Linked DNA regions of Mus musculus: region 2 is linked to region 1. Evidence: chromatin loops called from intact Hi-C (ENCODE). Cell type or tissue: gastrocnemius. All regions are shown on one strand. Each heading gives the region's core, and the rest is flanking DNA. Links, peaks and the distances in the headings are about the cores only.

Region 1 (12,582 bases), core at 4,682-9,681:
AACGACAAACAAGATGTCGGTTATAGCTATTCCTCTGAGAAAAGTAGAGTGTCAGAGGTGGCATGAAGGTAAACGCAAGCAGGGCATTCAGCTTGCAGGTCTCAAGCATGTGTTCACCTGTATGAGGAAATGCTGTCCAGCCACTCACAAGGAAATGTCACCCTGGAGCGATGCCCTTGACACAGCAGGTTGTCCCCTTCTCCTCACCGTGTATGATGCATCTGCCTGATCATTTAGCATAAGCCACATAGACTGCATTTTTATAATGGGTTCCAAGACCAAGGGCAGAAAGATTTTTAAAAAAGAAACAAGTATGTTACTTTATGATTCCTGTATGATTTGCAGTTAAGAAGGGTTTTCTTCCAACCAAAATCTACAGTAAAGCAGAACTTGGATTTTGTTTGAGAATGCAAGAGTTGATAATATCTGTATGTGTGGGCACTGTTTTTTTTGGGGGGGGGTCATCCCCTCTCACATTGACCCCACTGCACAAGGAGTTACATTTTCAAATGAGAGATTCTTGGAGCACTGGGCCTCTGACCCAGGAGACTGCAGATTCCAGATAGCACCAGTATAGAAAGCATCTGAAAGCCAGAAGTACAGAGCAGTTACCTGCCAACCGATTCTGGCTGCATAGGTGATATTTGAAGATCAGCAACAACCAACCATACAGAAAACATAAGAATTACCTCTAAAGGGCAGCCATATTCAAAAAGGAAAAGAAGGTGGAATGATTCTAAATTTAAAAAGAGAACCAAACCCCACAGTGACCAGCCTCACCTTCAGTTTGCTGTGAGTCAGAAGACTCCAGGTTGAGGAAAGCCAGGGTAAGCGTTAAATGAGTTTTCCAACCTGTGTTTTCCTTTAACATGATCAAGGAAGTTTTCTCAACAATAAAAGCAAGAAATTTCACCCTCAAAGATATTTTTTCAGCTTAAAGAAACCGCTCTAATTGCACCATCTCCTAGTTTTTTTTTCTAAATTAAATTTCACATTTACAAATGTGGGATCAACAAACCAGTTCTGCCATTGTTTTTAGATTGCAGGTGAACCCCTGGATGGCCTGGGGCAGAGAACACTGGAAACGCTTTTACTTGAAGGGCTGGGTCTCCTCTGCTTTCTGATCAGGATGCTCCTCCATCCTTCTCCTGACTTTTCCTTTTATCTAGTCAAATGCTTCCTGGACATCTCTGCCAGACGTCCCATTCTCAAACTCACCATGCACACTAAGACAGTCTTCTCTGTAGCATGCCCTCTCTTGGAATGCTCATCCCAAGCAGTGCGGAGCTTCATCTACACACAGGGACCTCAACACAGTTTTACAAGCGCACAGAGGAGACTCTGAGGATAGTAGCAATTTGCAACGAGGTAGGAAGGCAGGGAGTGATTCCTAGAGACGTAAGCAATCAATCATAGAGACACCAGAGTGAAAGGAAACTATCATCTGTATCATTAGCTAGGATGTGGTAAGCCATACAAAAAAAAACAAAGAAAAGTAATTTAAAAAAATGGACAACCACAGCAAAAACCATACCAACTGTTCCGTTTTCCTGCAAGAGAGACTGGGGGTCCTATCAACCCCTTCCTGCAACTCAGAGTCAGAGATGTGCATGGCCTGGTATAGGGACAAGAGGGAATGCACATGAGGTCAGACCTCACCATAGGTCCAGCGAACCAGAAGCATCAGACCTCAGATCAGATTTCCACTGTTCTGCTGTTGAGAATTTGGGTCACTGTGTTGAAGATTGTCCCAAGAGGCTTGCCTATAGTCACACATTGTCAGGAAACTCTCCTGTAGTCACTCCATAAATTTTCTTTCCCACAGGACTATTTCTTAGGCCCCCCATGAAGGAACTGTAACGGGACTACATTTACTGTGTTAGTGTGTTCCATGGGTTGTAGAATTACTCAGAACTCACCCAGCAACTGAGAACCAGGCAGATCCCCTGTGCTAAAAAAAATGATCTGAAAGGAAATTCAAAAGAAATTAGAGCCCCACAACCTCAGATGAACCTCAAAGTTGTCATCAGTGCCACCATGATTCAGGCAGAGATGAAAGAACTGTGCGTAGCTCAGGCTAGCAGGGTGAGGTGCATGCTCCTTTGAAAGGGGCTATCTTGAAGAGATAGCTGAAGCTCAGCTTTAGAGGACCCAAATCTTGACCCTGATGAGAACTGAAGGAATCACATACTGACTTTAAGTAGCTTGGCCTAATGTCACACATTTAGCAACAAAAACAAAAACCTTTATACTGTTTATAGGCAGTCAGCATTTATTTTTTGGCTCAAAGTTTCTCTAGTGTTTCCTGTGGATAGAATTTTTAAAAAAGTAAATTTAGTTAAAAAAAAAAAAAAAAAAAAAAACATTGGGTCATTGTCCCAAGCTAACAGCAAACGAAACTAGGACATGCCTTCTCAGCTGTTAGGGAAGAGGAAATGAGCTGGTGAGCCCAGGGTTTACTCCTTCCTCTACAACAAGCATGCTTTAGGAAGATGTAAAGAGAGAGATCTGGCGACCAGTGGGAACCCAGGGGTCAAAACGTGTAGTGGAGAGATGGAGGGTAGACAGTATCAGGAGAAACAGACAAGGCAAAGGTACAGCCAACTGACCACCTAGAGGGGCTAGGCCAGGCAAGTGTGTGACAGCATGATGAGCATATGGCGCTTGCCTTTAATCCCAGCACTTGGGAGGCAGAGGCAGGTGGCTTTCTGAGTTCAAGGCCAGCCTGGTCTACAGAGTGAGTTCCAGGACAGCCAGGGTTATACAGAGAAATCTGGTCTCGAAAAACCAAAAAAAGAAAAAACGGGGGAAAAAAAAAAAAAGGTGTCAAATCACCGGATAGTGAGGGTGGGAGCAAGAAGGGCAGAGAGTGTGGTCTGCAGCACAGCTTAGGGCTCAAGTAAGCATAGCGTTCTCAAATTGCCCAGGGCCCATGCTTCCTCACCGTGACAGCATCCCAGCGCCACGGCTGGACTCCCTCTGCTTTCTCTCTGGGTCCAGCCTTTCTCCTTATTTGCTGGATACCATTTATTGGCCCTTCGACTTCTGATACGACTCCAACTTCAGTAGTATTTGCCCCAGATGGTTTCCACTGTGACATTCCCCTGTTTGGGGCCAGGTTTGTCCATTCAAAATATAAATTAATAAGAAGGAAGATGAGGGTGTAGCTTGGTAGTAGAGCTCTTGTCTAGTATGTGCCTAGGCCCTCGGTTCAATCGCCGGACTAAATGCTTTGCTGCTTGTGGGGCAGAGTTAAGCATTTCTGTTGAGACTCATTTCCTTTTCAGACCAAATCCATATGGTAGGTGGTAACAACAGATGAAGAAGCAGAGGGTAATGGCGCCACATTCACGGAGCTTCTAAAGTGGGCAAGCAGGATTCTGAATTCAAATGTCTGACTTTTAATTACTGTGCTATACTAAATAAAGAATGGGGTGGGGTAGGTTGGGGGTGGGAATAAAGACAATATAGTTTCGAGATCTAAAATAAAGAAATGTGCAGAGCAGTTGTGATCACAAGAGCAAGGAGATTTGTAAAGCTGGAGGTGCCACTGAAGGAGAGAGACCTCCAATTATGCGCACAGGCACATCTCCTTCTGTTAACTGAACAAACTCAGAGAGAAGAGATGTCTGAATTTTCTGGGTAGAATTTGCCTTGCACTGTCTGGTGGGTGGAGTGGGGATTTGAAGCCTCTTCAACTGCAGCACCTAGGCCCTAAGTCAGGAAGGACCCAAGCGCTTGGGCCGTGAGAGGCAGCAGGGAGGATGTCTGAAGTCAGCAGAGCTCACAAAACAAGAACTGCGAATGCTTTGGCCCATCCTTTCCCAGGCTCCCAACTGCCAGAAACTCACTGGCAGGCCGGGCCCCACACTCTTATGAATATTCATGACTGCCCCAAAGCCGCTTGGCTGGGCAGGCTCCTAACTCCAGTCTACCATCTGACCCCAATGCTTTGAAGGCTATGAATGCGGCCCAACACAGAATTGCGAACATTTTGAATTTCTAAAAGTGATCTTCTTTTTGCGGGTTCTGTTTTGTTTAATTTTGGTTTTGTGTTCTGCTACCTGAATTTTGTAAATGACAAGATGGCGTGTCAATGCCAAAAGTTTGGACACCCCTGCTCGGGGTTCAAAGACCTAAGAGTCTTCTGACAGGGAGTTAGAAGGAAGGAGGGAGCTCTTTTTTGAAGACTAATAGAAGAGCACACAGTGTGGACTTAGAGTGAAGTCTGCAACTGCTAAGCTAAGGGCCCCCCTTTATGAAGGTCACTCCCTGCATGTATGGTGCAGAATCATGAGAAACAGACAGGCTACTCACTGGGGCTTCTGTGCTGTCTTTATAACTCACACATGTGGCTAGACATGCATTTCAACTTCTGCAGGCTCTATCCCACCTGATACAGGGTTGAGACATTGGTGTCAGTCCATGTTACAGACTATCCATTTTTTAAAACCGTTAAAGAAGCAACCAGATGGACCATATATTAATACTTGTATTTTGTTTTCTTGATTTTGACTGATGGAGAGATCTTCCAGCACTGATAACATGAATGTAGAGTAAATGCATTTCACTGGTTTGAGGTACACAGCAGGCTTTGGGAGAGGCAGAGCCACTGTTTTCTGTTGTTGTTGTTGTTGGTCTTAAGAGTTCACTTAACAGAAATTACTGGAAACTTTCTTAGTGCATCTACTCCATTATTTCCTCCATTAAGAGAGAGGTTCTGCGTCTTGCTTACAAACTGGAAATGGAAGAAATTACATTATAAAAGGAAAACCAAAGAACAGTGAAGGCTGCAGTATGAAAGCAATTAGCTTCCCCACCCCACAGCCATCCCAGAACAGATACACAGCACTGAGCAGCCGCTGAGATGTTACGGCAAGTGGGGCCAGAGTCAGACAAGGAGCATTAGACAAATGTTCCAGGAATGTGAACACTAGAAGTTATAGCCAAGGTCACCATTATTCCTAGCAGAATTCCAGCTGGGACAGTTAAACAAGAAACTAGTTTTTAAAAAAAATTAAAAGATGACGAACCAATAAGGATTTACAGAGGTGGATGAGGAAGAGGTGAGGCGGGAGTGATGGATGGCTCAGTGGTTAAGAGCACTTCTTGCTCTTCAAAGAACCTGGGCTCAATTCTTAGCACCCACATAACAGCTCACAACTGTATATAACCGCAGTTCCAGCCCATCAAATGCCTGCCTCTATCTTCCCACAAGTACCAGGCATTTATACAGCATACAGATAAACATGCAGGCAAAACACCCAAACACAGAAAATATTTTTTTTAATTCATATATAAATCAGGAAAGAGAAGAACTAAATTTTTAATTTACTGAAAGATTAATATGCAATAGCCAAATAACATATTTCAGGTACAAACTGGATTCTTAGTAAGATAAATGATATGTATAAGCCCCAAACAAACGATCTCAATTAACTCTAGTTGGTCAGAGCCTATTTCCTGCCCCTTTCTAGTTAGTGGCCATTGATTGGTCATGGCTGAACAGCTAGGGCGCATGGTAAACTCTCAGACTGGGCTTGATTCTTTTCCAGTGTGGAATTAGAGTGATTGTGAGTTTACTGTGTTTCAAGAATGCTCATTGCATTGCTGAACACCTCTTCTACGTGTTGAAGTTATCTCTTAATAGCTACAAATCACTTGTTCTAATCCTATTGTTTGGAGCTCGGTAGATCAAGTTTATGTCATACTCCACATCAAATCTCTTCAACATCAGAAGATAGTCATTATGTACCATCTCCTAGATAAAAGCAATATTTCTTCCAAGTATTTCTTAGATATTATGGTTAAGGGGTTTGAACCATTCTAGATGTTACATAGCTTTCCCCTTGCTTGTTCTCAAGTTATAGCCTATATATTCTACAATGTAGAATCCAGCTGTCAAGCATAGCACAGAAGACATTGTTCCACTGGAAAAGAATGGAGCCCAGTCTTCGAGTTCACCATGCTCCTTAGCTGTTCAGGCATGACTAATCAATGGCCACTCTCTTTCTTGTATAACTAAAATCCTTTCAAGTCATGATGACTAATTCACTGAAGCTGACAACCCACCCAACCCAGATGATTCCTAAATGTCCTATAATGATGCCACTGTTTAAAATTTCCCCAATTACACAACTGTATGTTTGTAAATCATAATTTAATGAGAACAAAAGTCATAGTTAAGTACAAAAGTATTTCCAATTACCTATGTGTGCATTTGTTCATGTCTACATGTATATCTTTGTACACATCTATACATGTGGACCTGTACAAGCATGCCTTGATCCTAACTAAAAAAATAGAGATATCATGAAGAAAATATTACACTGACCACAGGAACCCTTAAACAGTGGATCCCAGTTGTTGATACATACTGGCGTTGTTTTATAGATACCCATTCATTTTGCCTCTAAAATGTCAGAAAAATCTACTTTATCCCAAATTATATAAAATTTCAAATCTGTTGCTTGTGGTGTCAGTCACCTCCATTTTGGCCTCAAAGGCTGAGGCAGGAGAATTATGAGTTCAAGGCCAGCCTGGGTTACACAGTGTGTCTGGCTACACAGTGAGGCCAACCTGGGCTATATAATGAGACAAGAAGAAAGAGGAGGAGGAGGAGGGAGGACAAGAAGGGAGGAGAAGGAGAAGGGAGGAGGAGGAGAAGGAAAAGGGAGGAGGAGGAGAAGGAGGAGGAAAAGGGAGGAGGTGAAGGAGGAGAAGGAAAAGGAAAAGGAGAAGGAAAAGGAAAAGGGAGGAGGAGGAGAAGGAGAAGGAAAAGGAAAAGGAGAAGGAAAAGGGAGGAGGAGGAGAAGGAGGAGGAGGAAAAGGGAGAAGGAGGAAAAGAAGGAGAAGATGGAGGAGGGGGAGGAGGAGGAAGAGGAGGGGGAGGGGGAGAAAGAGAAGGAGGAGGAGAAGGAGAAGGAGAAGGAGGAGGAGCAGCTGGAGAAAACCCTAAGGAGAGCACATATAGGTAGGTTGCTGATAGGCAAACCCACTATATTGATAGCTCTTCCCATATTGCTTTCAAAGATGAGAGCAGTGTCATGGGCTCATCCAGGCAGGATAGTTTTTAATATAGAACTCTAGTTCCAGAGGAAGTCTGTTAAGTGGGTGTGGGAAAGTTTGTGGGAAGAAATGAGAGGAAGTCTATAGTCTAACACTTCTCTCGATTCCCAGGATCTGCAGCCTGAGAGACAGGAATGGAAATCCTAGTTGCTGCTGGCCACCTCTGTGTGGTTGCTGTTTTTAGCAGCTTGATCTGGACAGAGTGGACAGGCCAGAGGACGATGTCAGTGTGTGACTAGGAACACTGAGTAAGGGAAGAAGAGCACACTGAATGTTTCATGTCTAAAACCCCTTGACATTAAATTATGACGCCATTTACAGCCTCTTTCTTTATCAGGAGCAAGTGCTGTATATCAAGATTTGAAAAACAAAACAGGCAACAGATCTCTTCGGGGATCTCTTCCTTCCAGAAGATAGTGAAAGAAATAAGATATCCTTTTTGGATCCATAAAAGTCAGAGCAACAAAAAGGCAATGTGCACTGTGTCCGAGTGCCCTGCGTAACTCTGCTCTGCTGTCTATTAGCTGTATTCCCTTTAGCTGTCATTCCTATAACATGATTTTCATTAGGTGAAGTGCACATTTCACACACAGTAAGCTACAAGACAGAACATGAGGACAGCTTACCAGCACCGCAAGGCTCAAAGGCCCTGCCAACCTATGCAGTGTGTTGTATCTAAATAAGAGCCAGAACTGCTTTTAAGAATTGAAGATTGCCACTTTTTATTTCTGTTTCCTTTCTTCTCATGATGGTTGAGATCATTTTTTTCTGGAACTTCCCCTTCTTGTGCCAAGGAGACAACCACTTGCTCTATGATTCTCCATGGCTCCATAGCGACCCCACATTCTTCTTTACACTCCTACATTATGAAAGCTGAATGCATCTGTCATTTGATCAATGCACAAGGATCCCTCAAGAGGTTAGTAAGTGTCCTCTCTGTGAAGTGCCCTTCCCTTTTAAGCAATGTTATAATTTGACTTTCGAGAACCACTCAGAGTGGAAGGAATGATTAGACAGGCCCATACATAACCTTTGCCCATCCCTTCCAGAGCAGCTTGACTATAAATATACAAGATGTGCCTTAGAGTCAACAGGAAATCACCTAATGATTCTCACTTCCAGGCTCTCAAGAGCCCTTCTCCTAGAAAGCACGGTTAATGTGTTGGTTTCTGCACCATCCTTTCTAATAACAGGCAGAGGCTGTTATCCCCAGATAGAAAAAAAATTCTAGTAACACAAAGTAATCCAGGTGGGAGTCTCTCTTGCCTTCCTAACTCTTTCCTCACCACCTATAGGATTCTATAGGCTCAAGTCATGAATGTGCAGCAAGTTTTAAGAATCCTAGCTCACCAGAAGGACAAGCTGTTTAGAAATTAGGTCACATTGTAGGGCTCTCTGCCAGACTCTTGCACAGGAATAGGAACATCACTGCCAGAAGTATCTTTGAACACAAAGAACATTAATGGATAACGTTGTTCTGTTGGGAAACGCTGAACAGCTATATCCCTTGTATGAGGGGTCATTTGGAGTAAAAATTTCCAGACAAAAATAAAGTGACTCGGTAGAATGCTTTCAATGTCTGCCTTTATAAAATAGGTTATTTCTTTATTTATTTTACTATTATAACTTATGTTTTCTGTGAATTCCATAGAATGAACTAAAAGGTATAAGATAAATAGATGAACCCCTGTTGTTTCCTTTCTCCTGTCTATTATCCCATTGCTACATTTCTTCTGATATATATATAAAATCAAGAATGACTGTTGAAGAATTTTGACTCCTTTAGTTCAGTCCTTCAGCCTCTCCATACACACACACTTAAAATATGGTATGGATGTGATGATTTAGATTTCACAATCCATTCAGGAGGGGAAAGGATACAGGGCCAGTCATCCAGTCAGGATTTCATGTTATCAAGTGGCCTTTGCACACACAGTTCCCTGCTCTTATCAGGGAAAAGAACCAGCTCAAAGCCCTACAGCAGGTAACAGCCGGGACCTGTTGGCCTCAGTTCAGAACCATAGCCTGCTTGTAATGGAGTTCCCAGGACAGCTTGGCAAACGTGCAAGTCTGCATGACCAGATAACTGTGATTTTCAGAGAGGAGAGAGAGAGACAAGAGCCCACCAGACTCTTGCAAACTGATAGCAGTCCTCAGTTGTGTGACAAGACATAGAGCATCTGCCTCTGGGCACAGAGATGCACTGTGGGCACAGGTAGGCAAGTGCAATTCCCTCCTACACGTGTCAGTGAGACTTGGAGCTATCAAGGGCTTCTTGTTATTTTTCATAAGAACTGCTGCCAAAGCATCTCAAAGCTCTGCTGCCTCCTTGTCTCTTAAAAGAATAAAGCTCCACGGGGGACACAGAGTCCTATTCCAGGAGAAATCAATAGAAAATGTTAATCTGTCAGTGATAAACTATTGTGTGTATTGATTTCCATGGCTTTTAGGGCTCTTAGTAACAACAAAGGGAAACTAATTGTTCTGGAATGTGTGTGCCCCTAAGAGCATCTCTCTGGGGAGCAGGGAGCTTGCTGGTTAGTCGAGAATATGTTATGGGGGGGGGGGAGGGAGAGTTTCTTTTAATGTAATGGAATCCTTCATTTCAACTCCTCTTCAGCATTTATAAGACAAACAATACCAGAAATGGAACATTTAGCAGCCATCTGCTTTGCATGCAGAATTGGACAGAATGGTTCACATGCAGCATGCTACTTTAATCTTTTCTTTAAAATACTGCCAGAAGCATTGTTCAATCAAAGTCTCTCTTTAGTGCAGACACTAGCGAAAATATATGCCAGGCCACAATTCCACTGTTGTAGTCCTTACGAGCAGTGCTGGTTATGAAGTTATATTTTCAGAGACTACATACGCAATGTTTTAAGAGACTGGCATGTGATAAAAGATGCAAGGAAATTCTAGAAGCGTCTACTACTCCTGTTCGTTAGACTGGGTTTGTTCATTTGCCACATGCTCCCCTCTCTCAAGTCCTCTGTGGAACCAATTCTGAGCTCATGCTATAGACTTCACTGTGGTATCCTAGCAAGTCATTTGGCCTTCCAACACACCACAAACTTTGTACGTTACCTACTCAGTATTTTTGACACTGACTGATTATCTCTAGTGCCTGACTGGATGCTTCTTTGAAGGTGTATCTGATCCATGCCAGCAGCTCTCACCTCGCACAATGCTCTCAGCACATGCGGTGCAGTCCCTGGTCACTGACGTGAATTCTCATTCTCGATCGTCTCATATGCCAGTCTGACCAAAGAGCAACCAGTACAGCAAAGCAAGTATTAGTGCGCAGGAAGGTGAGGCTCCACCAAGGGAGTAATTCAGTCAACCAGTATTGAGCTTGTTGTATATGCAGAACTGATGAAGCTGTAAGGGAGTGATATGCAAAAGACAAACATGCATTTCTCTGGTGCTCTTGCTATCTCTCTCACTCTTGCTCTCTCCCCCTCCCCCTCTTATTTCCTACTTCTTTCCAATTCTTTGATCCCTTACTCTGCCTGGCCTGTATATCTAGTGCATCTCTTATCACTATGTGGGTTTTAGCAATCAAGAAATGAATTTTGAGTCTGGGTTATACTTGGACTTCAAGGATGTCTGCTTCCCAGAAATGGGTCACAAGGGCTGCACTTAAGTACTTAAGGATGTGTTTTAAACATTATGTTTATTTAGTGTGTGGAATATGCATAGGTTGGAGGACAACTTACAGGAGTTGGTTCTCTCCACCTCACTGTGTGGGTCCTGGGGATTAGATTCAGGTCTTCAGGCTTGGCACCCAGTTCCTTTACCCTCAGAGCAACCTTGCTGGCCCCTAAGCTCTTAGAAAAGGAAACTGGGAGAAGACTTGGAAAGATGACAATTATCAAGGACTTGGGAATAAGGAGGCCTAGATATCCCTACATTTGGACCCAGAAAACAAGGTGTGGCCTTGAAGGAAGGAAGGAACATCGTCCCCACTCGTGCTTGGATGATAGCTGGATCCCAGTAACATGCAGTCTGGTGGTCTAACCCTTTTCTGCTCTCATAAGCCTTTGCTATTGTGATACAGATGTGTGAAGTGGAGTATGTTCTGCTAGAAATTACTAGAAGGCAGGCAGAGAGTGAAGGAAAGGCAAAAGGGAGACAAATAGATGAATCTGCCTGGGTCATGGTGATTAGCTCTGTCAATCTGACAACCAGAAACACCTGGGAAGAGTTTCCAATGAGGGATTGTCTATACCAAATTGACCTGTGGTCATGACTGTAGGAGACTGTGGGAAGGTCCAGGCGTCTGTGGGCAGCTCTATGCAGGAGGTCCTAAACTCTAAAAGAATTGGGAAAAATCAGGCAGAGCACAAGCAAGCAAATTAGTGGGTGTGTACATGTTCATTTCTCTCTGCTGGTGAAGGTGGATGTGCTGTCTCAAGCTCCTGCCGCTATCCATTCCCCGCAGTGATAGACTAAAACTTGGAATCGCAAGATATAGTAAGTCTTTATCCTCAATCAAACACCATGGCCAACACCATTAGGTCTCAGATGGTAACCCAATGCAGACACCGGAGGCAGGAACTGAAGTGGCGCCATGGAAGAATGCTGCCTTGCTTCTCATGGGTAGTAGTTTGTACTCTTTTATACCACTCAGGACCACCTGCCCAGGAACATCACTGCCCCCTACCCCCTCCCATGGACTTGGCCTACCACCTCAACCAACAATCATAAAAATGTACTACAGACTCACCTACAGGCCAATCTGATAGAGGCATTTTTCTCAGTTGAGGTTCCTCTTTCCAGCTAACATTAGCTTGTGTTCAATTTACAGAATATCAACCTAGCCATCAGGATATTTTATCACAGACATGAAGCTTGAGAAGCACACATGGTCTGCTGGTCTTGCCGTCTTTTAGCTCTGCATGCTCGGTGAGACAGACTAGACCCTTTCTTTTTGGAGCAGGTCAGTTTAGAAAAGAATGCAGACTCCACTGTGCACTGTTCTGGAGACAGTGCAAGTCAAGTTGCCTATCACAGAGTTTCCTCCCTTATCAAAATGTCTTCTAGAGTCTTAAGGAAACAGTATAGGAGCCTAAAGTAGTATAATAAATAATAATAATAAATAAAAGGAAATAGTAATAATGCCTTCCTCCACCATTAGATGAATGTTCTGAAAATCCACAAACAAAAATGTAAGAAGGTTCCTGCTGCTGCATCCTAGCGGTTTGAAAACAACAGATTTCCACAGGGGAGGGCTGAGGTGAGGGAGTCCAAATGAAAGGCATAAAAGCCTTCGTGTAAGCAGGGCAAAGCCTGTGTCTGTGGTGGTTACGTTTGCATGCACAGGCTGGAAAAGCCTGGGCAAATTGGAGCTGCCGTAGCTTACTTATTTATTTTCTTCCCTGTCCAATTATGGACACAGTGATGATGGAGACTGTAATCTCTGAGCAACTCCAGGAGTGGCTTCTCCAGCTAAGTGCCTCCTGCCTGTGGGAGAACGGAAGGAATGGATGGGGAAAGGAGAATATTCAGCAG
Region 2 (12,582 bases), core at 4,130-9,129, 57 kb before region 1:
CCATAACCAGATTTGTCCCTATGATAGTGTGGCAGGTCCTGCATGCTTTCTTGCAGTATTTTACTGGATAGGAGCTAGAAATCTCAGGGCTAGTTCAAAATAGTAAACTTAGAATTCTCATTACAGACATGAATGGCAGCCTACATTACATAATAGTAGAAAGAAGGTGGGTTGTGGTTTAAGGAGGAACTGGAGTATTGTATTATTCATAAAAGGGCTAGTGGAACAGTTGGTAGAGCAGAACCCCCTGGTGCAAGCTTTCACAAGTCTCAGAGGTATAGCATAAATTGTGACTAGGGTGTGAAATCCTCACCAGGGTCCCTAATGGCTGACTTTAGAAAGGGCCGCCTTTTATCTCAGTTGTAACCACTGCCTAGTTCCTGCTAATCTTTATGTATTTCTTTTATGTCAGATAACTTCAATGTACCTTGGCTGATGTGTCACCTAACCTCTTTGTTTTCTTCTGTAATATAAGTCTGATGCTCGCTTTGAGAAATTACATTCAAATACAGCACTCTCTCTGTGTCAGTGTCCGTTTGTCACTTTTTGCTGACTTCTTACCCTCCTGAGTACTGAAACCCTGGTTCCCCGCAGGTTGAGAGACCGACTGAGTCCAGTCCGTGGCACCTGTTTGCTTTTATTCTGACTGTTCCAGACTCAAGATTACTTCTCATGCTTTGTGTAAGTTGATAAATAACTGTTGTATTAAATACTTAATCTCAACTTGGGACTTCTACCCTGACTAAATAATTTTATTCCCAGATAAAAGACACAAAACCTTTATATTTAGGATAAGCCTTTAAAGCACTAGAGCTAGGCAGATGTCTACCTTCTAAGCTATTATGTCTGCTTCTCTATCAATAACCCCGGGATGGCTTGTCTTGTTTCACCTGGCCTGCTTCTACCCCCACAGGCCAGCTCTCATGACCCCTTACTCCATGGAATCTTCTCTCTCTCTCTCCACTCTTCTTTTCTCACCTCTTCTTGGTTTTGCCTCTGACCTTAACCCCTGGAACTGAAACTCCACCTATCTTCTACTAGCTATAGGCTGTAGGCATCTTTATTCAACTAATAGTTTTAAATTAAAGAACAAAGTTACATAGCATCACTTGGTATACAAGAGTATCTCTTCATCCCTGGGGGCAACCTGTTGTGTTTTATTAAAAAAAAAAAAAAGAAAAAGAAGCCAGGGATATGTTTGGTGGAGGTGAAATATGGTGTAGGGGAAGGGGTGTGTGTGTATGCCTTTGTGGGCCCATGCTGAGGCATCCCTCCCCCCCACACAGAGGGACCAGCCACACAATGGTATAGTATAGAATAGCATTTATTTAGGGCATGGGGAGGGGAGTCAAGGAGGTAGTAGAGATAGAGAAAGGCAGAGAAAGAGAGGTGGGAGGGGAAAGGGAGAGAAGGAACACAGAGATAAGAGAGCAAGAAGGCAGAAGAAAGAGGAGGGGGCAAGCATCCCCTTTTATAGTGAGTCAGGCATACTTGGTTATTGCCAGGTAACTGTGGGGCAGAGCCTAGAGGGATGTTAACACAACCAGACTTTGGAAGCCAGTCTTTAGCATTACAATACATAACAGCAGACCAAACCTCAACAAATAACCTACAGTATGAGTGCCAATGAAGGATTTGGGAGCAGATCTCCCTATAATAACCACTACATCTATCATGGGGTTGGCAAAATGTCAACTGTTAATCTGCCAGTTGGTTTTGCTTTTGGTCTGATCCCTCTGTTTCCTACTTATAAGGCCAGATAAGGTTATTGGGGACCCTAGAGCCCAATCAATTCAAGATAAAATAATCACTAAATCATAAAATAATTTGATGAAAACACTTCATTAGTTTTCTCCAATGAAATTATTTCAATATTTTCTTTGAAACATTGAATTCTTTAGCTGAGAGGATGGTGGCTCATGCCTGTAATCCTAGCATTTAAAAGAGAGAAACTGGAGGATTGTTGTATGTTTGAGGCTACATTGTAAGATCCTGTCTCATAAAAAAAAAAAAAAAAGAAGAAGAAAAGGAAGGAAGGAAGGAAGGAAGGAAGGAAGGGAGAGAGGAAGGGAGAGAGGAAGGGAGAGAGGAAGGGAGGGAGGAAGAGAGGGAGGGAGGGAGGGAGGGAGGGAGGAAGGAAGAAATACTCATTTAAAAGTTCCTTCCTTGCAGGGAGTGGTTGGAACTGGCTTTGCTGGTGGCGGACTACATGCCTATTTGTCTTGCTATAAGATCCATTAGTGCCCACTGGAACAAGAAGTGGGGAAGTGGGCAGAAGCCCTGCCCCTGTAGTTTTGGTAGCCTTGGATCCTTGTAAGCAGCCAGCCTGTCTCCTTGCTGCTGGTGCTCCCAAACAGCCCCGATGCCCAGTTACACAGACGGAAGTAGAGTCTTCTCCCAGATGCCTCTCTAGAGAAGGAAGGGTTCAGGCACAACACACATGTTCAGATCAATTTATACACAGCAGAATATTATTTGTCTCATACCTGGCATAGTTAAGAGATCTAAGGGGTGGATCTAGTAGGCACTGGGGATCAGTACTTTAAGTCTAATAAGCTCTGGAAGCAAAATAAGCCTAAAGTAGCAGCAAATAAGAGAAAAACAACAGTTATTGGGAGTCTTCTGTAATCATTATTGGTTCTCTGCCCAGTCCTCCCTGACCTGAGCTTTTCAACTTGAGTCCTAGGGCCAGTACAGACTGTTTACTTACGCGAAATGTCATCTAATTAAATGGCAAATGCCAAGGACCCTGCAATTCTAGTTTTAGATTTCAGCATCTCCCTTAACCTTCTTATCTGATAGCGAGATGTACAGTTGAATCTAATATCCAGATTTTAGAACACAAATATGGCAGGAGTGAATGAGTCAGAGGTCCTTCATTAGTTCTTAAGAAAATAGACATTTTAGCCAGCTGCGATGGCCCAAGCCTGTGATCCTGTCATCACTAGGAGCTGGTGAAAGGCCAGCCTGGGCTACATAGCAAGGTCTAGGCCAGCCAGAGCTAGGGAGACTTTGACTCAACAATTAAACAAACAAACAAACAACAAAAACAAAAATCCAAACCTTTAACAACAGAACCTCTGATTAGATGACTGGCAGATTCATAGCTACTAACTTTATTAAATCATCAAAGTAAGTGGAGCTGTTTTAAATGTGTGTAGGCTGTGTGTGATGTGTGCATGTTGGGGTGGGATATGTGTGTGTATGTGGGGGGTATATATGTGTCTGTGGGGGGTATGTATGTATATATGTATGTGGTGTGTGTGTGTGTGTGTGTGTGTGTGTGATGTGATTGGGTATGTATTGTGTGGTGTACATATATTTGTATGTGGTATGTGTGGTATGTGTGTATGTGTATATATGTAGTGTGCATGGAATATCTATGTATGTGGTATATGTGTATATGTTGCTATGCATGTGTGTGGTATGTGTGTAAGTATGGGGGTTATGTGGTATATGTATGTAGATGGTGTGTATGTGTGAATATGTTGCTATGCATATGTGTGGTGTGTGTGTATGTATGGGGTTACGTGGTATATGTATGTACATGGTGTGTATGTGTTTCTCTGTGTGATATGCTTTGTTGATGTTTTCTGTTTTGCATTTGTGAGTGTCCAGGGAATTGGAAAGAACTAAACATGCAAATTTTAAACACTCACAGATTAGTCATACAGATGTGAGGGTGCTGGGACATGTGAGAGTGTTTTCCGCTTTAGTCCCTAACTCTGAGTAATGGACACACAAGTCTAGACTCCATGTGACTTGAGATTGATATAAAAAGTTCAGTCCAGTCTGAACCCCTGGGTGGAGTGGGAGAGATCAGAAGACGGCATTAGAACTGGAGTTACAAGTGGTTCGAGCCACCATGTAGGAGCTGGGCATTGAACCTGGGTCCTTTGCCAGAGCAACAAGTGCTCTTGAGCCATCTCCCCAACTTCTTAAAAAAATGGTGTGTGTGTGTGTGTATGTGTGTGTGTACAGTCTGTGGGTGGAGGTCAGATGACAACCTGTGGGAGTTCATTCTTTCCTTCTACCTCATAAGCTCTGGGGATGGAACTCAGGTCAGCAGGCTTGCCAGCAAGTGTCCTTACCTGCTGAGGCATCTATCTCTATGGCCCCTCAAGTTGAATTCTTGAAACTGTACTGTTATATTCCTAATGGTTGGAATGCTACTGGACCAGATTAAAGTATAAATCCACCGTTTTCAGTTTTCACACAATCTTGAGAGGTGAGGTGGGGAGCACTAAGTCCCATTTCAACACGAGCAGACAGTCTATGAGGGAGGGAGGTGGGCATGCAGTCTTCTTTCTCTTTTAATCCGTCTAAGTCCCCTGGGGCTTGAAAATTAGGAAAGATAAGTTTTCTGCTCACAAGCTAAATAATAGATGAATCTTTAGCACTGAGGGTAGAACTACCCCAGTGTTTACACATTGGTTAAAGGTATCCCTCCCCCTATACCACCCCCCCCCCAACACACACATACTGAGGCAGGGGGCCAGCGTGGAGAGAATGAACGGCTGCAGTCCCACAGGAATGCCTTTGATGAAGCAGGGCATTTTTGCACTCAAACCCATATGCTTTCAGACAGTTGTTCTCAAGTTGTGGGTCATGACCCATTTGAGGGTCTCATATCAGATATTCTGCATATCAGATATTTACATTATAATTCATAACAGTAGCAAAATTACAGTTATGAAGTAGCAACAAAACAATGTCATGGTTGGGGGTCAGCACAACATGAGGAACTGTATTAAAGGGTCGCAGCCTTAGGAAGGCTGACAGCCACTGCTCACCCTTTAGGCAAAGTGAAACTTTTCCAGTACCATGGGAAGATGCTGGACTCTTTACCTCTCCAAGGGCAGCTCATTCCTGGACCTTGCTGGTCACAGGGGAGGAAGTGGGGGCCCCTTACAGAGAAACATTTGGTTTCAGGTTTCTCTTTCTGCTTTCTGACCTGGGGTAGTTCTAAGTATCCCGCAGGCTTTGGGCAGCATTACTTTGCTAGCCTTATGTCTACAGTGACTCCAACTACCTCCATAACTGGCCAAACTGGGAAGGCAGGTCATCCCAGATAATCCCTTTTTAGAGATTCCCAGGGCAACCCTGTCACCCAAGGGGAGTCTTCATCTTCCAAAAGAGTTAAGGGTTAGGCCTCTCCCTTCCCCTCCCCTCCCTTCCCTTCCACTTTTTGGAATCTAGGACTTGAAGAAAGGTCAGATCTTAGGAGCAAGGACATTGATGTAGGTCCCAGATGTAGTTTAGCTGGTGCTGAGCAGTAATGCAGGTGCCCTTTTCGTGACAGTGCTTGCATTCTTATACCACCACCTTATTCAAACAGGAAACGGTACATTTTTCACATTCTTAGCTAGCGCTAGAGGACACGGACTGGAGGTAACTGGTGCGGGCAGCATTTGTGGAATGTGACTGTTCTCCCTGTTTGCCTTGTTGGCAAGACTATTCCATCCTTTTTCTTTCTCCCTATGTAACAATGCCCACGTCTACTGCACATGCCTACCCGCCCCCTCTCCCGGTCCTGAATGGATCGGAAGGTGTCTTGGTGCTTGTGGTCAGTCTTTGGTGTGGGAGCAGGCTCAGTTTTAGAGTAAAGGTTAACGGCTAAGCATAGGAGGAAGGGGAGCACAGAGAAGACTAGTATTCAGAAAACCAAGGCAAGTAAAAGGGCTGAAAAGACAGCAGGACAGGCAGGCAAGATAGGCCAGCAGAGCTGTGGAGGAACAGACTGGAGCCCAGCTATTAATAAATATAATGCAATGAGGGGGCATCTTTGGACAGCCCATGACAAGGAATAGCCCTGAGAAATTACATTATGCAATAGATCTGGTGCAAAAGGGTGGTACTGGAGGGGTGGGGGGTGAGGACCTGAGGGGAGGGATAGAGGCAGACAGACAGGGATCCGTGAAGGCAGAGAGAATGGGCAGGGGTAGGATTCAGGGAGAGAGAGAAGGAATGGAGAGGGACAGGGACAGAGACGGAGACGGAGACAGAGAGCAGCTAGAGAGCCATGAGGGCAGAGAGAATAGGCGGGGTAGGGTTCAGGGAGAGAGAGAAGGAAGCAGGGGAGAGAGAGACAGACAGAGAAAGACAGAGACAGACACAGAGACACAGACAGAGTCAAAGAGACAGACAGACAGACAGAGAGCTAGCATGGCAGGCAGACCTTTTTATCTGCAGGTGGTGGCAGATGACAACATAAGCAACTGCTCGGTCCCTGAGAGTCCTGTACACTGACACTGACAGGTAAGCTGGGAACAGCTCAAGTAGACAGAGTCAGAAAGGCTGGTAAAGAAAGCAGCACCAAGCGTTATAGGATTAAGGGTGCCAGCAGAGGCTCGGGCAGGACAGATGGCTGGAGTTAGTTAGAAGGGAGGAGAGGTGTGGAAGGCTACTGTGTCCACCAAGGACCCTGCAGTCCTGATGGATGGTGGAGGAGTTTGAAGCAGGAGCTGTGTGGACATTTCTGTTTCCCCAAGTTTACATGTCAATGTCTTGATCCACAATACAGTAGTTTCTAGAGGTGGAGCCTTGGGGAGTTCATTAGATTTTATAGTCATAGGATGTGACCCCATGATGAGATGTATGCTCTTTCCGGAAGAGGAAGAGACCAGAGCCCTCTCCACTCTGTTGTTTGAGGACAAGGTGTTAAGGTAGCTGTGAGAAAGCCACATTAGGAATGAATTTTCAGATCTGGAGTGCTGTGTGAAGTCAGTCCCCGGCAGTTAGGCTGCCCAGCCTGCGCTGCGGTGTTATACCTGCTGACTGAGGTCAAAGCTGTCCCCCAGCCAGTCAAATGAAAGGTGGCCCTAGGTAGGGATGGACAGGGCACAGGGTTAGAGGATGGCAGCAAGTCCCCTGGGAAGTGGAAAGGCTGCTGACCAAGGGGCTGGTGAAATGGCTGCTGAGCTGAGAGCTTTGTGAGGTCAGAGGTCACTGTTTAGGATCTAAACCTCACAAGTATAGATCCCTTCAACTGCCCTCAAGAGCCCACATAAGAAGAAAGAAGGCTAACGGAAGAGGACAGAGAGGTTAATGTTGCAGAGAAAAGAGCAAGAGAAGAGCAACTTACATATACAAACATGTGAATATAGCCATGCATACTTATATGATTATATGTGTTTATATGAAGAAACATAATAGATAAATGGATGGATAGATAGATAGATAGATAGATAGGGAAGGATACACATGACTTATTAAAATGGAATAGGGGATATGTGTGTGTGTGTGTGTGTGTGTGTTCATATATGTGTGCTATCAAAGAATGATTTTGGCAAATTAATCTTTACTAGGAAAAAAAAAAAAAACCCAGAAGAAGTAAATATACTTCTTAGGAAGATGATATAGTATTCCAGGTCAGAATGAGCAAGTACTCTTGGGCTCACCTCAGAACTATTCTTAGCACAGGCTCAGGGAGCCAGTGAACTTGGCATGGCCCCTGACAGGGAGCAGGTGAAAGGAGGTAGGTCTGGGCTGCATTTGTAAGGTCATTAAAGAAGTCTTAGCACCATGTTGCCTGCTGTAGAGATCTCACAGCCAGCCAAGGGGACTGCTTCCTAGAAACCTGAGAGAGCTAAGGGCAGGGCCAGGGATGAAGTCAGAATTTCCCTGGGGCACACACCTAAAGCCAGTCTACTGAAGACCTAGAGTGTACTTGGGCGGCTACCCTGGAGTAGCAGACATTTCAGCCCATGCTTAGCCTGGGCGGGCTTTCAGAAGTGGGGATTAAGGCAAACGGTGGTTCTGGAGGTTCAGTGACCTTCCACATAGCCTAGATAAGTGCCTGAGCTCTGCTAGAGGAGCCCCTGGGAGAATGTACCTAGTTCTTTTTAGTCTCTGCAGGCCCAGCCTGAGGCGACAAGGACACAGCAGCTTCTCTGAGAAATACCTTTCACTTTATTTAATTCCCGTTTCCTCTGGGTGAGCAGCCTCGAACTTCAGGAAGCTTCATTTCCTTCCCCTCTTCAAAATGCTCCGGTTTTAAGCCTTTGTTTACATTAGCCAAGGCAAAACCAGTTTCTGGTTACACAGCTGGTGACAGGAAGAAAAGGTGAAAGCCCAAAGCCAGCCCACTAAGGCCAAAGTTGCTAAGAGATCAGATGTTCACATGGGGAGTTAGCAGAATTAACGCCTAACTTCTTGCCCCAGCTTCCTTCAGACTAATACCACTGCCAAGAGATTCCACTATGAGTGAGCAGCCCCAGTCACTCTGCCCCTGCCCCTCCCCCGTCCCTGCCCCTGCCCCTGTCCCTGTCCCTGCCCTTCCCCCCTGCCCCTCTGCTGCCCCTCCGCCTGCCCCTGCTGCCATAGGACTTTTGGTTTTGTTACAAGATGGAGTGGGTCAGTGTGAACGGCTCCTGGAATATGTTTTGCTCTTTCTCCTTTTGTTCAGGTTTGTTGCTCTCTTAGAGTTTTATCAGAATTCAGAAGTGTACATAGAGGAAAACCTAGGTCATGTGGATGCTCCCAAAGGGACTAGAATTTATCTGAAACTCATGTGGGAGGAGCTAACAAAGGAAAACACAGCTCTGTTGGAGGGTGGGAGGAGGTGTGGATGCAGGGACAGGGTGGCAACCTGGGCAGAGAGAAGGAAGAGACCAACATGGCCTTGTGTGCACAGGCGGAGGCAAGCGTTGCAATACCGATGAGTGCCATGTCTGGCAGGTTTGACTCTCATGAGTGACACAGGGTATTCATTACCCATCCCCTTGGCATTTCCTCCAGTTTGACCTATTATTAACATTCATCTGCCCACATTGTTTTCCTGTCTTATTCCAATTAGTAAAAGATGAAATTCTCTTGGCTAAGTGGCACCTTTCTGAGGTGGAGTGTCTTTGGAGTAGGACCCCAAACATAATATCTATATCTGACCAAAGCCATCAGCACATTACAAAGAATTCCAAATGTTCCTGATAAGGGTCTAGTTCTGCTTCCTTCAGGTGTCTTCAGCTCCTGGGCATTAACTGAACATCTACTTATAAATGGGGAGGACACAGATAAATGAAGCAATGGCTTTTGTAGGTTCACAGACCACTAGGAAGGCAACATAAATGCATCTAGCAGTAGCTGCCTCTGTTGAGGGTCACAGCCAATGGTGTGAGCATGAAGTGTCCTTCCCAGACCATTTGTTAAAGCCCATTGGTTATCAGCCAGTGGGCTTTGGGAAATTGATTGGATTCTGAAAGCTCCGATCCAATCAATGGGTTCATCCTTTGATGCATTAATAACTTGATAGTATCAACAGAAGATGGCAGAAGGTAGGAAATGAGGCCTAGTATACGCTTAGGGGATGTATCTTGCCCTGGCTGCTTCCTGGATTCCATCTCTCTGCTTTCTGTCCTCCCAGAGATGAGTAGCCTCTGGCACATGCTCCTGCCTTGTGACATTCTGCCTCATCATAGGTCCTGAATCAATAGAAGGAAAAGCTGTGGATGGCCTTCTTCAAACTGTGAGCCCTGCTGTGTAGCAACTTCCTCTGAATTTAAACCTTTCTTCCTTAGAGGGAGGAGGGATGCTCAAAAGAATCCTGGAAGGTACAGTGTTCCAAAGCCCCCCCCCCTCCTGATATTACACAAGCAGTAACAATTGCTATGGAGGAGAGACTTTTCCTGGGGCTGCCTGCAGGTTGTACAGGCAGCTCTTGCCCATGCTGGGGTGGGCTTGGGGATAATGCAGCTGCCTCTGTGTCACCCACGTTCCTGTAAGTGACCTTCCATTCATGCTTCTGAAAGCACCCACTCATGCATACACCTATAAGCCCCATATATCCATTGCTCTGCCAAGCAAGACTTGGGTGGTGTCCTTTACTCTGTCCTTGCTGCCTGAAGATGTCTGTTAGCATCGCTCCCAGAAATTACACAAGCTACAGTAGGGAAGTCCTCCTAAGTTGTTCTCTTTTGAATATTTTAGTCACAGCCCTGGAAAGTTAGCTGACACAGAGAAACACTACAGAATAAGCAAGCTCTGCTAGCAAGCAATCTCTAAGGTCCAGAGTAAGAGAAAAAGGTTTTCTGATTATATGAGCTATGGTTGAGTTTAAAAGCAAGGCAATGAATTTGGTTTTTAAGCACCTTTGTATTTTAAATTACAAAAGTAGTAAATGTTTTTTATAGAGAATTTTAAAAGTTACATATTGGGGGGTGGGGTGGGAGTTCAGTCTCACAAGTTATTCCTCTAGTAACACTCAGTGATTCATCCTGTACCCCAGATCTTGCGCCCCCCCCCCACCAGTTTACTACTCTTGTCTAGTTTACTTGGTGCCTATAAAATGCCTTCTTCCTGTTTCTATTCACAGTGCTTCTACTCCTCAAGGAAGTAGACGCTGCTGGGCACCTGCCCGGGTGAACTCTCCCACAATCCCAGGTCTCTTTTCCAGCCTCATTTTTATCAGCCCACAGCGGCAACAGCCTTGGCTTGATCAAATCACTTCAGGCTGCTGCAAGAAAACTGAGTGGTCTGTAAACAGCAGAAACTGATCCTTCCCAGTTCTAGGGCCTGGGGGCGGGGGGCGGGGTCCAAGGTCAAGGTAGGGTTAGATCCTGCTGAGGACCTGTCCTCTGGAGGTAGCCTAAGCTGGTAAAAGGGACAAATGACCTCCCTTGGGCTTCATTTACAATGTCATTTGGCACACCCATCACTCCCCCTTCCCAGTGCCATCACTTGGGGAGTGAGGATTAAACATCAAATTTGGAGGGCCATGGGAGAGAAGCCAGAGTCAGGCTTCTGTCCTGGCTTTCCATCAGTTCCTCTCAGGACCCCCTCTCTGTAACAAGTGACACGTGTTACTGACAACTGTTTCTTGGCATCTTTTCATTACATTATGTGCCCAGTTCTCCTCTCCAAATATCTCTGTTTCAACTCAGTGACCTGGGTCTTTCTTGCCCCACTGACCTCTGGCTCCCTGCACTGCCCCTTCACCTGCATGATGGAAGTCCTGTGGGCCCAGGGGCTGCTTGCATATGTTCACAAGGCACCACAACTCTATGTTCCTTGCTATGTTCTCCCTCTCTTGCTCCAGCCACCTTTATAAGGACTCAGTGCTACCCTTCAAAAAATCTTGCCTAACTCAGCCTAAAACTGACAAGCATCTGGGGTAGCCATAGGTCTGTAATTTGGTAATTAATCATGGATTTCTTGTGGCAGCTCTTTTGTGCTCTCTACAAATTGGGCTGTGTGTGTGTGTAACATAGTATGTAGACACATATACATTTACATTTGTGTGTATACTCACATTTTAAAAGAATAGTACCTTGATTTTGAGCACACTCATTAAAGAATAGAAAAATAAAATCTCTTTCCCCCTAAGAGTACAGTATAGGCACTGGAGAGACGGCTCAGCAGTTGAGAGAGCTTGCTGCTCCTGCAGAGGACCTCAACTCATGTCCCAGAAGTCTATGGAGATGGGGTGTGACTCACAATCACTTGTAACTCCAGGAGACCTGATGCTTTTTTCTGATCTGGGGGTCACCCACACACATGTGATGAATACTCGTATACACAGAAGCAAACAGTAAAGTAAATCTAATGAAAACAAAGTGCATGAATAATTTGAAAGCATCAGAAGTCTTTTTGCCTTTACTTGTCTCTGATGAGAGGACCATAGTTGTTATTCTCTACAGTGTCTGGTGTTGGACATGCAGGTATCAGTGTGTTCTTTTATAGAAAGTTTAAGGTCATCGTTGTAATCCCTTTAATCAAGATTCCAGAGGGGGAAACTTAAGGAAAAGTAATACGGGACTGACTTGAAGGAGAAAATAATAACTATACAGAACAAGAGTTTTTAGACAGAATACTGCTATGGTTTGGATGTGTCTCTGTAAATTTCATCTAATGGAACTTTGAGCCCTCAGATTATGTTAATGTGTGGATGTTGAGGCCTTTGAGAAGAAAACTTTCATAAAGTGGATTGGTCTGTCTGTGGACTGATGGATTGATGGGGTCCCAAGGGCTTGCTTTGATTTGCTGTATGGTACTCCACTATGGGATGACCACTTGACCTCTAGAAGCTAAGAAGATCCTAGTGCCATGCCCATAGACCTCGTTGTTTTATAAGTCACCCAGTCTCAGGCACTAGGTTATAGCATCAGGAAACAGAGTGAAGTAAACACTCATGAAAGTTCACATTAACATTTTGGTGACAACAAAATGTTCCTAAATTAAACGTCCATTTTACAGGAATTGTTTCAAATGCACACACTGAGTATCTATGTCACTTATTTCAGCAAATATTTATTAAGTTCCTACTGTGTGTCAAATGGGCTTCCAATAAGACTGACAGCATCTCAGCTTGGAAACTCTGTTTGATGTAGAGATGTGGAGACCAGTCAAGGTGATTGCAGACGGTAAATACCATAATAAAATGAGCTAAGTGACTGGATGGTAAGGTTGTGGCTCCTTTGGATAAAATGGCTCAGCAGGCTTTCTGGAGAAAATAATATTTGGGCTGGATCAGTTGCATGAGGAGATGTCAGCTACATAGAAGCAGGAGAGCAAGTCCCAGAGCTAAGACACACAAGCTGTGAACCACACAAGAGCTTCATTTACAAAGCCAGCAGTGTTTGAGAGAGC

What was found. A loop is a pair of places that touch in the nucleus more often than their neighbours do. Peaks named below come from ENCODE experiments on the same cell type or tissue, not always from the same donor. Only the 100,000 strongest peaks of a DNase experiment are listed, where the experiment ranks them.
Region 2: it touches region 1 in a loop (4-fold over the local background); 2 of 42 quality-filtered maps call a loop at or near these places.

Annotation. Positions count from the first base shown.
Region 1 is chr11:21,007,264-21,019,845 of GRCm38, forward strand. No RefSeq gene overlaps it. Among named protein-coding and RNA genes, the nearest start is that of Peli1, 78 kb to the right of the region's middle. In gastrocnemius, for the core only: no CTCF peak of the experiment used is centred there; DNase peaks (open chromatin) are centred at 7,720, 8,460 and 9,093; H3K27ac peaks cover 1,605 bases.
Region 2 is chr11:20,950,418-20,962,999 of GRCm38, forward strand. Gm32293 (a long non-coding RNA gene) reads left to right here. Exons shown (of 7, transcript XR_872298.3): 6 at 595-681. Among named protein-coding and RNA genes, the nearest start is that of Gm46273, 39 kb to the left of the region's middle. In gastrocnemius, for the core only: no CTCF peak of the experiment used is centred there; no DNase peak of the experiment used is centred there; H3K27ac peaks cover 1,506 bases.